Regions from separate parts of the Homo sapiens genome. Here region 2 is linked to region 1. Evidence: chromatin contacts called from ENCODE Hi-C or POLR2A ChIA-PET data. All regions are on one chromosome and are shown on one strand. The core of a region is the stretch at or near the end of the contact, and the rest is flanking DNA. Distances in the headings are between cores, read along the strand shown.

Evidence for each region. A loop is a pair of places that touch in the nucleus more often than their neighbours do. ChIA-PET counts read pairs that join two places held with the same protein, here RNA polymerase II (POLR2A). Pooled maps may share reads with other maps.
Region 2: a loop to region 1 is called in a map of ascending aorta, with 6 times the contacts of the local background. The contact joins two enhancer-like sites. A Hi-C loop is called at or near these places in 35 of 168 maps with a recorded cell type or tissue (G401, K562, Ramos and 25 more) and 10 of 50 pooled maps. POLR2A ChIA-PET finds 5 or more read pairs at or near these places in 18 of 52 experiments (A673, CD4-positive, alpha-beta T cell, GM12878 and 13 more).

What each region holds. Positions count from the first base shown.
Region 1 is chr1:153,695,173-153,700,139 of GRCh38, reverse strand. It overlaps the pseudogene GEMIN2P1. Among named protein-coding and RNA genes, the nearest start is that of MIR8083, 7.9 kb to the right of the region's middle. Within about 2 kb of position 2,740, at least 22 of the 41 ENCODE cell types and tissues checked have a DNase peak (open chromatin) inside an H3K27ac peak, as active enhancers do; they include ascending aorta, heart right ventricle, testis and 1 more, where a contact is called at or near this core.
Region 2 is chr1:153,745,701-153,750,825 of GRCh38, reverse strand. INTS3 (integrator complex subunit 3) reads right to left here. Exons shown (of 30, transcript NM_023015.5): 4 at 3,756-3,869; 5 at 3,463-3,547; 6 at 2,071-2,137. Among named protein-coding and RNA genes, the nearest start is that of INTS3, 20 kb to the right of the region's middle. RefSeq lists an enhancer at 4,572-5,125. Within about 2 kb of position 1,250, at least 13 of the 41 ENCODE cell types and tissues checked have a DNase peak (open chromatin) inside an H3K27ac peak, as active enhancers do; they include ascending aorta, heart right ventricle, testis and 1 more, where a contact is called at or near this core.

The DNA of each region.
Region 1 (4,967 bases), core at 1,491-3,990:
ATTAAAAATACAAAAAGTAGCCAGGCTTGGTGGCAGGCACCTGTAATCCCAGCGAGGCTGAGGCAGGAGAATCACTTGAACTTGGAAGGTGGAGGCTGCAGTGAGCTGAGATAATGCCATTGCACTCCAGCGTGGGCGACGGAGTGAGACTTCATCTCCAAAACAGAAAAAAAAGAATTAGCTGGTGGGGGTGGTGTGCTCCTGTAGGCCTAGCTGCTCGGGAGGCTGAGGTAGGTGGATCACTTCACCCCAGGAGTTCCAGGTTGCAGTGAGCTATAATTGCTCCACTGCACTCTTGCTCAGCCTAGGAGACAAAGTGAAACTCTGTCTCAATTAAAAAAAAAAAATCTAGCGTTATGATTTGTATACTGTTGACTCTTAATCATACCAACAAACACTTACCTAATTGTTATTACCTGCCAGTGTTCTGAGCATGTAACAGGAATTATTAAGTCATGTAATTCTCAAAACAAACCTATGAAGTAGGTTTTAAGATCATTCCTGAGTTACAGAATAGAAAACTCAGGGCAGAGAGAAGCTGAGTAGTTTGCATAAGGTTACATTGATTATGAGTGACAGAGCTGGGATCTAAATCCAGGCAGGCTATCTCCAGAGTCCAGCCTCTTACCCAACTTTGCACTGCCTCTCATTTGATAGAGGAGTGTAATTGTGCCAGTTTTGAACACTGAGATCTGCATGGTATTTTGGCCTAGTTTTTCCCTGCCTGAAGTTTAGTGGGCTGACCTGATCATTGGACATGCAATAGCCAAGGCATACCATATGTAGTCCACATTTGGAAGCCAAAGACAGATAGTCATACTGGGATGATTGCATCAAGTTCAGACAGGGTGCCACTGTCATGAGCAGATATGCCTGATTATGGAATCTTCCCTTTGGAAAGGTTCTTAAAGGGCAACCAGCCTATCCTCTGACTCACTGGTGCCAGTGTATGTGGTATGGAAGTGGATGGCTGGGGTCTTTTCCTATCTGGACTCTCTCACTGCTTCTCTAACCATGGTTTGAGGTACAGTCAAGCAGGTTTTTGCCACCACCTCCCCTGTTCCTGGTAGAATGCAGTCTGGGAGCAGGCATGGGACGTGGTCTCATCTTCCTCCAGAGCGTCCTCTCCTGTCTTTGTGCAACACCAAATTCATCCGCATCCCGACCCTTCATCTTGGTGGTAAACACCTCGCCTGGAATCTTACTTGCGTTCCAACCCAAAGAGATTAAATCTTCCTGGACCGCATTCTTTTTTTTTTTTTAAATGGTTAATTTATTTATTTTTATAGCTCCTGCAATTTAATTAAAAAATTGACTTTCAGTCTGCAAAACTGGGCTCTGCTTAATTAGATTCCACGGATCTGTCCTGAAAGGTATAAATCTTTTTTAAAAATAATTATTACTAAATATACTGCTGTGATAAATGACTCAAACCCTTTGACGTAGAGAAAAGAGCGGGTGAGGGAGGAGGTTATTTGTCTGTTTCTGTCAGCTCCATTTTTGTTCCAGGCCGTGGCCTTGTTCGGGGCTGGCTGGGCGGGGGTTCCCTCTGCACAGCCTCCAGCTGGCCCTTCCACCCGCCTGCTGAGCTGCCTTCTCAGCCCGCCCCACTCTTCCAGGGGCGTTACGTGGGCTGATGAGATAATGTATGTGAAAGCCTTTGTCAACTGCAAGGCACAATCGAATGCCAATTATTATTGTTATTCTTACCATACTCTGGGGAAACCCTGTGGCCCTCACCCCTCCCAAACGTACTAGGCGGGACAGCCCGGGAAACTGAGAGGCTAGACTGCCCCTCCCATGTGGGCGGAGGTTCCTGGCACAAGACGGTCTCCCCGGCCTGTGGGGAGGGCTTTATTGCTACCCTCCTGGTGCCCCCTTAGGAATGGCTTTCCCAGTTCTTCCTGGCTTCAGGGGCCTTCCTCCGGAAGGAAATCTCCTTAGTTCCAGTGAAAGTTCTCGGGCCGCTGAAATCATCGACTCCTTAGGCCCCTCCTCACCTCCGCCGCACAGCCCCTTCCCCTCCCGGTGCCCGCAGTGGAGCCAGGCTGCCTCGGAAGGATCTGACCGGCAATTTCCTAGAATTGTGCTTCTGGAGCTCCTCAGTCGTCCACTCCCTGCCCCTCTTCCCCACCTCATTTAAGGCTCCTCTCCCCAGAGCCCAAGTCCCCGTAGCTGTCCCAGCTCCACCCTGATCTAACTTCCTAGGCCTCACAGCTCTCTTTATCATAGCCAGTCTCTTCAGGGGCTGTCTGCTCCCCTTGTGGGGAGGAACTGGGGCATGGGAGGCTACAGGGCCACCGGGGCCCATCAGGAAGTTCAGTAGCTGTGGTTGACAGGACAACCACTCTTGGTTAGGCCTTCCCAGTGCTGTTCATCCCCGGCTTGGCTGGTGAGAGGACTGGACCATGTCTGCTCCCTCTCCCGATAAATTGAGCCTGACTGGTGCCAAAAAGGGTGGGCGGGAAGCACAAAACAAGAGTCACTGGACAGGAGGGGAGCAATTTATCCTTTCTTTATCCCAAACTGCCAGCCGTGTACCAGGGAGCAGTGCCACGCCAGACCTCCAAGCTCCCAGTGGCCACCCTACGTCCAGGTCCCACAGGGTGGACTCCAGGAAGAGGCCTGGGAGGTCAGGGGAGAGGCCTGCCTGCACTTGATGGATGGTCCTGAAGAAATGTCTGGCACTTTCCTCCCCCATGAGGGCGGTGGAGCTGCAGCCACCTCTCCCCCGCATTCCTGCCTGCCTGCCTGCCTGGGAAGGAGGGGTGAGGGGTGGGTCCAGCAGGGAAACCAGGGCTCCTGGCCCAGCTGAGAGGCATTTTGCAAACTATGACTCAACATTTGTCTACACTGACATGGGGAATGGAGGAGCACGTGGACAATCCCCAAATTTCACCTGGGTTGAAAGGCATCCATATGTTCCCACCCGACCCCCACTTCCTCCCCAGCTCCCAGGCCTCTCCATTCAGTCCATACTAATTATCTGATTCCTACTGTATGCCAGCCATTGAGTAACATAACAGTTCTCAAGGTGTGGTCCGCAAATCCTGGGAGTCCCAAATATTTTTTCAGGGCATAGATGAGGTCAAACGATTTTCATAATAATTCTAATACGTTATTTGCCTTTTTGACAGAGTTGACACATTGCATCGAAGTGCAAAAGCAATGGGGGTAAAACTGCTGTGGCTTTACATAAATCAAGGCAGTGGCACCCAATTAGTATTGCATGCATTCTTCACCACTGCACACTGAAAAGGCTGGTTTCACATAAGAATGTTCTTGATAAAGCAGTCAACAATTATTAACATGTAATAGGCTTATTATTGTTATCTTACATGAGTTAATAAATAAGGATTTGTCGGGCCGGGCACGGTGGCTCACGCCTATAATCCCAGCACTTTGGGAGGCCGAGGCGGGTGGATCATGAGGTCAGGAGATCGAGACCATCCTGGCTAACAAGGTGAAACCCCGTCTCTACTAAAAATACAAAAAATTAGCCGGGCGCGGTGGCGGGCGCCTGTAGTCCCAGCTACTCAGGAGGCTGAGGCAGGAGAATGGCGTGAACCCGGGAAGCGGAGCTTGCAGTGAGCCGAGATTGCGCCACTGCAGTCCGCAGTCCGGCCTGGGCGACAGAGCGAGACTCCGTCTCAAAAAAAAAAAAAAAAAAAAAAAATAAATAAATAAATAAATAAATAAGGATTTGTGGCTGGGCGCGGTGGCTCACGCCTGTAATCCCAGCACTTTGGGAGGCTGAGATGGGCGGATCACGAGATCAGGAGATCGAGACCATCCTAGCTAACATGGTGAAACCCCGTCTCAACTAAAAATACAAAAAAATTAGCCGGGCACGGTGGCGGGCGCCTGTAGTCCCAGCTACTCGGGAGGCTGAGGCAGGAGAATGGGGTGAACCCAGGAGGTGGAGCTTGCAGTGAGCGGAGATCGCGCCACTGCTCTCCAGCCTGGGTGACAGAGCAAGACTCTGACTCAAAAAAAAAAAAATTAAAAAATAAATAAATAAGGATTTGTTTTAATATCTACTATGGTAAATATCAATAGATATCCACATAAACAAAAGCTCTTTAGGTCCCTAATACTTTTTTGTGTGTGTGATTGAGTTTCGCTCTTGTTGCCCAGACTGGAGTGCAATGGCACAATCTCGGCTCACTGCAACTTCTGCCTCTCGGGTTCAAGCAATTCTCCTGCCTCAGCCTCCTGGGTAGCTGGGATTATAGGCACCCACCACCACGCCCAGCTAATTATTGTACCTTTTTTTTTTTTTTTGAGATGGAGTTTCACTCTTGTTGCCCAGGCTGGAGTGCAATGGCGCGATCTCGGCTCACCGCAACCTCTGCCTCCCAGGTTCAAGTGATTCTCCTGCCTCAGCCTCCCTAGTAGCTAGGATTACAGGCATGTACCACCACACCTGGCTAATTTTGTATTTTTAGTAGAGATGGGGTTTCTCCATGTTGGTCAGGCTGGTCTCGAACTTCTGACCTCAGGTGATCCACCCGCCTTAGCCTCCCAAAGTGCTGGGATTACAGACATGAGCCACCGTGCCTGGCTAATTATTGTATTTTTAGTAGAGATGGGGTTTCACCATGTAGGCCACGCTGATCTCAAACTCCTGACCTTGTGATCCACCCACCTTGGCCTCCCAAGCTGCTGGGATTACAGGGTTGAGCCACTATACCTAGCCTTTTTTTTTTTTTTTTAAGATAGTCTCGCTCTGTGGCCCAGGCTGGAGTGCAGTGGTGAGATCTTGGCTCACTGAAGCCTCCACCTCCTGGGTTCAAGCAATTCTCCTGCCTCAGTCACCTGAGTACCTGGGATTACAGGCATGCATCGCTATGCCCGGCTAATTCTGTATTTTTTTTTTTTTTTTTTGAGACAGAGTCTCGCTCTGTTGCCCAGGCTGGAGTACAGTGGTGCAATCTCAGCTCACCACAACCTCTGCCTCCCAGGTT
Region 2 (5,125 bases), core at 1-2,500, 52 kb before region 1:
ACTTAGCTTCCAAGAAAATAACTCTCTTTGTTGACTCATTCATTCAAACATTTACTGAGTGCCTATCATGTGCCAAGCAACATGTGAGGTACTAGGGACAGAATTAACCACAGTATCTACCCAGGTCAGACTATGGGGAAAAGCTGGGTAAGTGTCCCTAAGTCAGTGGTTCTTAAGTGTGGTGCAAGAACATGTGGGGACTGCCAAGACCCTTTCAGGACCTGGAGTTTTGAGAACATACTGTGCTAGCTCAGTCTGCTTATCATTAGCAGCTCACCATGCCACAAACCTTTCCCTGGCTCTATCTAGTCACTGATACACAACGAGTCCCCACTCCCACACAATGAGTCACCTGTCCTAAATCACAACCTGAAAAAAAGAACCCGATTTTGGGTGGCAAACTCCTTTTCCCATGAGTTTCAGAATATCCCTGAGGGAAAAGGGGGTAATGAAAGATTTGTTCCCAGTTGCTTTAAAAGGAGTAGAGAGAAAGACACAGTGGGGATATTCCTAAAACTCTAATCCTGTCTCTAAGTGACAAAATTGAGACGCTGTCTCCTCCCAGCAAACAATTTGTAATGGCTTTGGCCCCCCTGTTGGAAGGCAGGGAACTGCAGGAAGATGAGATGGTGTTTAATTAGTCCAAGCAGGCCACATCCTGATTCCGGAAAACTACTCAAGCCACCTAATTAAAAGACTCTGTGGCCTTTTCTTTTCACAGAATGGATACACTAGCCAAGGTTACTGGGGAACGTTTCCTCCCCTACCTGCTACCTTTTAACTCCACAGCCCTAGAAACATTTGGAAGGGAGTGAGAAGGAGGGTGTAGGAGAGGACACAGTTTTAAATTTCTAGGTATTGACTTTCACCAAAAGATGTAAGTTTTTTGGAGGGTAGAAAACAGGGCAGTTATCTGGCTGTTATCTGATGCCTGTACAGGAAATTCAGCTTTAAGGTATGGGGACAGGACGTATTTGGTACCACGAATAAAATAAGAAAAATCACTTTTTAGAAAGATTGCTAGCAAAGGTAACGAAATTACCTGAATCCTGGAATGGCATAATAAAGAGAAAGAAAGAGTTGAAAGGCCCCCTGACCCAGGACAGTAAAAAGGAACAAAGACCTATCTGGTAAGAAGAGACTGTTAGGATCTCACGTGCTAGTGCAATGACACCAATAACAGAAGTGGCTCCAGGCCCAGATGTGGCTGCACATCCGTGCCCAGAGCACTAGGTGGCACTGCACAGCAGACAGGGCAGGGCTCTCAGACCTGGGCAGAGCACAGCACACAGCCATCTCTTTCACAAGTGTGAACGTTGGGAGGAGGTCCATTCTTCTGAACTACAGATAGTATGGACACTATTAGCCCTCTCAATCATTTGACTACTATGGTGTCCTCAATCAGAAAAGAGACTTAGAAGTCAAGCAAGAGGAAGACTGAAACCAAGGGGAAAGCCTCACCTCCAAACAAGTTCAGATGTGGAATAGCCCTCATAAAATTTCTGGCCCTTTATTTTGATGGATAAGGGAAAGAATCAGCCAGAAAGCCCAATATGTACCCCCTGATGCACCCTCTACCACTGGAACCTCCAAACCCTATATGCAAACTCCAGCAGGATTCACTAATCTCTATTACCTGCTCCACCCCAACTGCCCCCTGTGCCACTTCAAAAAGAGCAGGGGTTGGATGGAGAAGCTTGCAGGGGAGAAAAGGATACCTGCCAGGCGTGGGTGTTTGGCTGGCCCAATTCTACTGAGCTCATTCCTCCCCAACTTCCCCCTAAGATAAACATTCCAAGGAGGTCTGGATCAAAAATAAACCCTTATCAGATGAAGCCAGTTTTTCTGGGCTATGCGATATTTTGGCAAAGACCTCTTTCCCATTCCTTCATTCCTTGGGCATTAATTTCTTCACTTGCCAACAATACACTTGTCTCTCCCTCTCCTTGCCTCCCCCTCTCTAACTTAAGGTGTTCTTGGGCCACACAATCCTTTCATCCCCATTTCCCACACCCACACTCCTAATGGCCATTATCTGGCCTGTACCCCACCCTTCGTGGTGGATGCTACCTTTGCTCTGTCAGGATATCCAGAACACTTTCTGCCAACCAGATATTTTTGGCTGTAACATCTCCACCTGATTTCAAAAGGGGAAAAAAAGAATAGCTCCGATTAGCAAGTCAGCCAATCCAATACATCTCTTCACCCATTCTGCTGGTCCACCCTGACTGCCATCCCATTACTGCCATCCCTTCACTGCTGAGATAAACTGCCTTCTGTTCTGTCAGGCTTTAAAGTTTCACCCTTTGCCTCCAGAAAGAAGGAAAGGGAAGGTTCTGAATTTTTCTAGAAACCAGAGCTGCTACTTTCCCACAGATTGTGAGTTGGAGTGGGAACATTTTGGCCCTTGAAAATGAACGTCTGAGAAGTAGATATAAGAAGCCCACAGTTGGAAAGAAAGGATGATATCTCAGATAGAGCCTGAGAAGTACAGGTGGCTGACAACAGCTGCAGTCTAGCAACTGGATGTCCTGAGTCCTGCACTGAGGCCCCCAACAGGCCAAGAGTTTCTTATTTCCAGGTAACAGTCTTTAGTGCTTGCTATGAAACTCTGTGGGGCAGAATTAACACACAGCAATGCCATACCAGTCTTGGGATAAGAAGCAGGGGCTGGAAGTGCCAAACAGGGAAGAAGTGCCAGGAAAGAGGATAAAAATAGCTACAACTATGCCTTGCCCCAGGTCTCAATTAAAAAATTCAATGTTCACAAAGTCACATATCACATAGATTAAGGTTCATACACATCAAAACAGGAGCATCAGTGTTACATAAAATTTTAAAGAGGAAGCAAGTCCCAGTGGGCTAATGGTGAGGTAGTAGCAGGTCACTTTTAAACAAACACATGCAATCTTGGGAGTAGCCGCTTGAATATGCGATAGCTCAGACAGATGTCACCGATGCCAAGATGAGAATAAAACCTAAATGTCAGGGTCTGTTCTGTGACATAGTTTGTCCCTCATTCTGGCCCCAGTAAAGGGCTTAATTATTAGGGAGCAAGCGTTCAGATAATGGGGGTGGAGCCAGGGAAGATGTCTAGGTTTCTGAAAGCACAGGGACTTGAGAACAAATTAATTGCCCTCACTTCTCTCCCCATTTCTTCCTGCTCTGAAATGCTATAAAATCTCAGAGTGAAGACTGGCTAAAATAGGCCAAATATTCTGTCAAGCCCTGGGTTTAGCAGGAAAGAAAATGAGGCAAGACTTACTGCTTTAAAAGGCCCCCCATGATTTTTCAATCAATTTATTTCTACAACATATGTGGCCAGAAGATGTCTGTATCAGAAGGAAACAGTCTAAGCAATCCAAGAATTCCATCCCTTTGGCACTTAATCATTCTCCATTGTCTCTATGTAGTCTCTGGGCTCTCCTCCTTTCTTCTTTATGCTCCTGCCATCAAACTCACCTGCAATCTGCTTCATAAACGTCATACAAACACCATCGGCTCCCAGAACCCCACTCTTCACCAGTTCCCGTACCAACCACACCAACTAAAGGAAAGAGGGAAAAACAGATGAAGAGCAGGAACTGTGAGTTTGAGAAGGGAGCTAATTCAATTACAACTGAAAGGAGCACATTACAATTTAGACACACAATGATAGGGGTGTGTTAGCCCTGATTCCTCTTTCCCGTTCCTGACAGAGAGAAGATCCATCCTCTCTCTTTGAGCTGGATCTTGTCTTTTCTTTCTGGCCTTACCTGAGTACGGCAGGTATCCTGCAGCTTCAGGTACTTCTCCATAAGTATCTGGTTGATTTTATTCAGGACAATATTCATGCCATCACGACTCACCAGAGCTAAGTCCCGGTAACACTGTGAGAAGTAAAGTTTGTGATCAGCCAGCAAGCTGAGGATAAGGTCCTCACCCCACCCACAGTGGACCCCTTGCCCTCTAATCCCTTAAACTTAAATAACACCAATAAGACACCGAGTAGCAATGAAATACTTTTCATTCTGGACACTTTCTTTCCACAGGGGTCCTGCATTCCCAACCTATCCCTTGTTCTGTCACACAGAGTGGGGAAAAGGTACTGGTTATCCTTTAATGAGGCAGAAAAGCCTGCTGGGCAGCCAGGTGCAGTGGCTCACGCCTGTAATCCCAGCACTTTGGGAGGCCAAGGCGGGTGGATCACGAGGTCAGGAGATCGAGACCATCCTGGCTAACACGGTGAAACCCCGTCTCTACTAAAAATACAAAAAAATTAGCCGGGCACGGTGGCGGGCACCTGTAGTCCCTGCTGCTCGGGAGGCTGAGGCAGGAGAATGGTGTGAGCCCGGGAGGCGGAGTTTGCAGTGAGCGGAGATCGCGCCACTGCACTCTAGCCTGGGTCTAGCCTGGGCGACGGAGCGAAACTCTGTCTCGGGGGCAGGGGAGAGAAAAGCCTGCTGGGCAAGGCTCCTAGTACTATCCCTGTCCCCCCCACTTCCCATCTTAGGAAGTGTCATACTGTTTGATGCCACAGGCTGAGCAAAACCAGGTGGAGGCCATCTGCTTTTCACCTGCCAGTCAGTAAAAGGTCACTGCAAAATGGGTTTGGTTGAACAAGCCAAAAAGGATCCCAAAGAGGTTTTTAGACCAGTACTGACCCAGTCAGATACAGCAAAGGGAGTAGTAAGGGAAGAAGATCCAGGGCAGGGCCCTAGACAGTTAAGGACAGAACCAAAACTGATATTTTTTTGAATTTTTAGTTTTTTTATACTTGGGGTCTTACTTTGTTGCCTGGGCTGGAGTGCAGTGGCATGATCATAGCTCATTGCAGCTTCGAACTTCTGCGTAGCTGGTACTACAGGCATGCACCACCACGCCCAGATAATTTTTAAAACAGTTTTTTCTAGAGACAAGGTCTCACTATGTTCCCTAGGCTGAAACTCTTGGCCTCAAGTGATTCTCCCACCTCGGCCTCCTCAGTAGCTGGAATTACAGGCATGAGCAACCATACCCAGCTGAACTAAATATCTTTATTCTTTTCTCTGTGATGCCCTTTCCTTCTGCCACTTATTGAAAAAGGAAAGGTGCTTTAGCATACCAAATCCTGGGGGAGGTAAGGGAGGGCATGCTAATTTCTTCT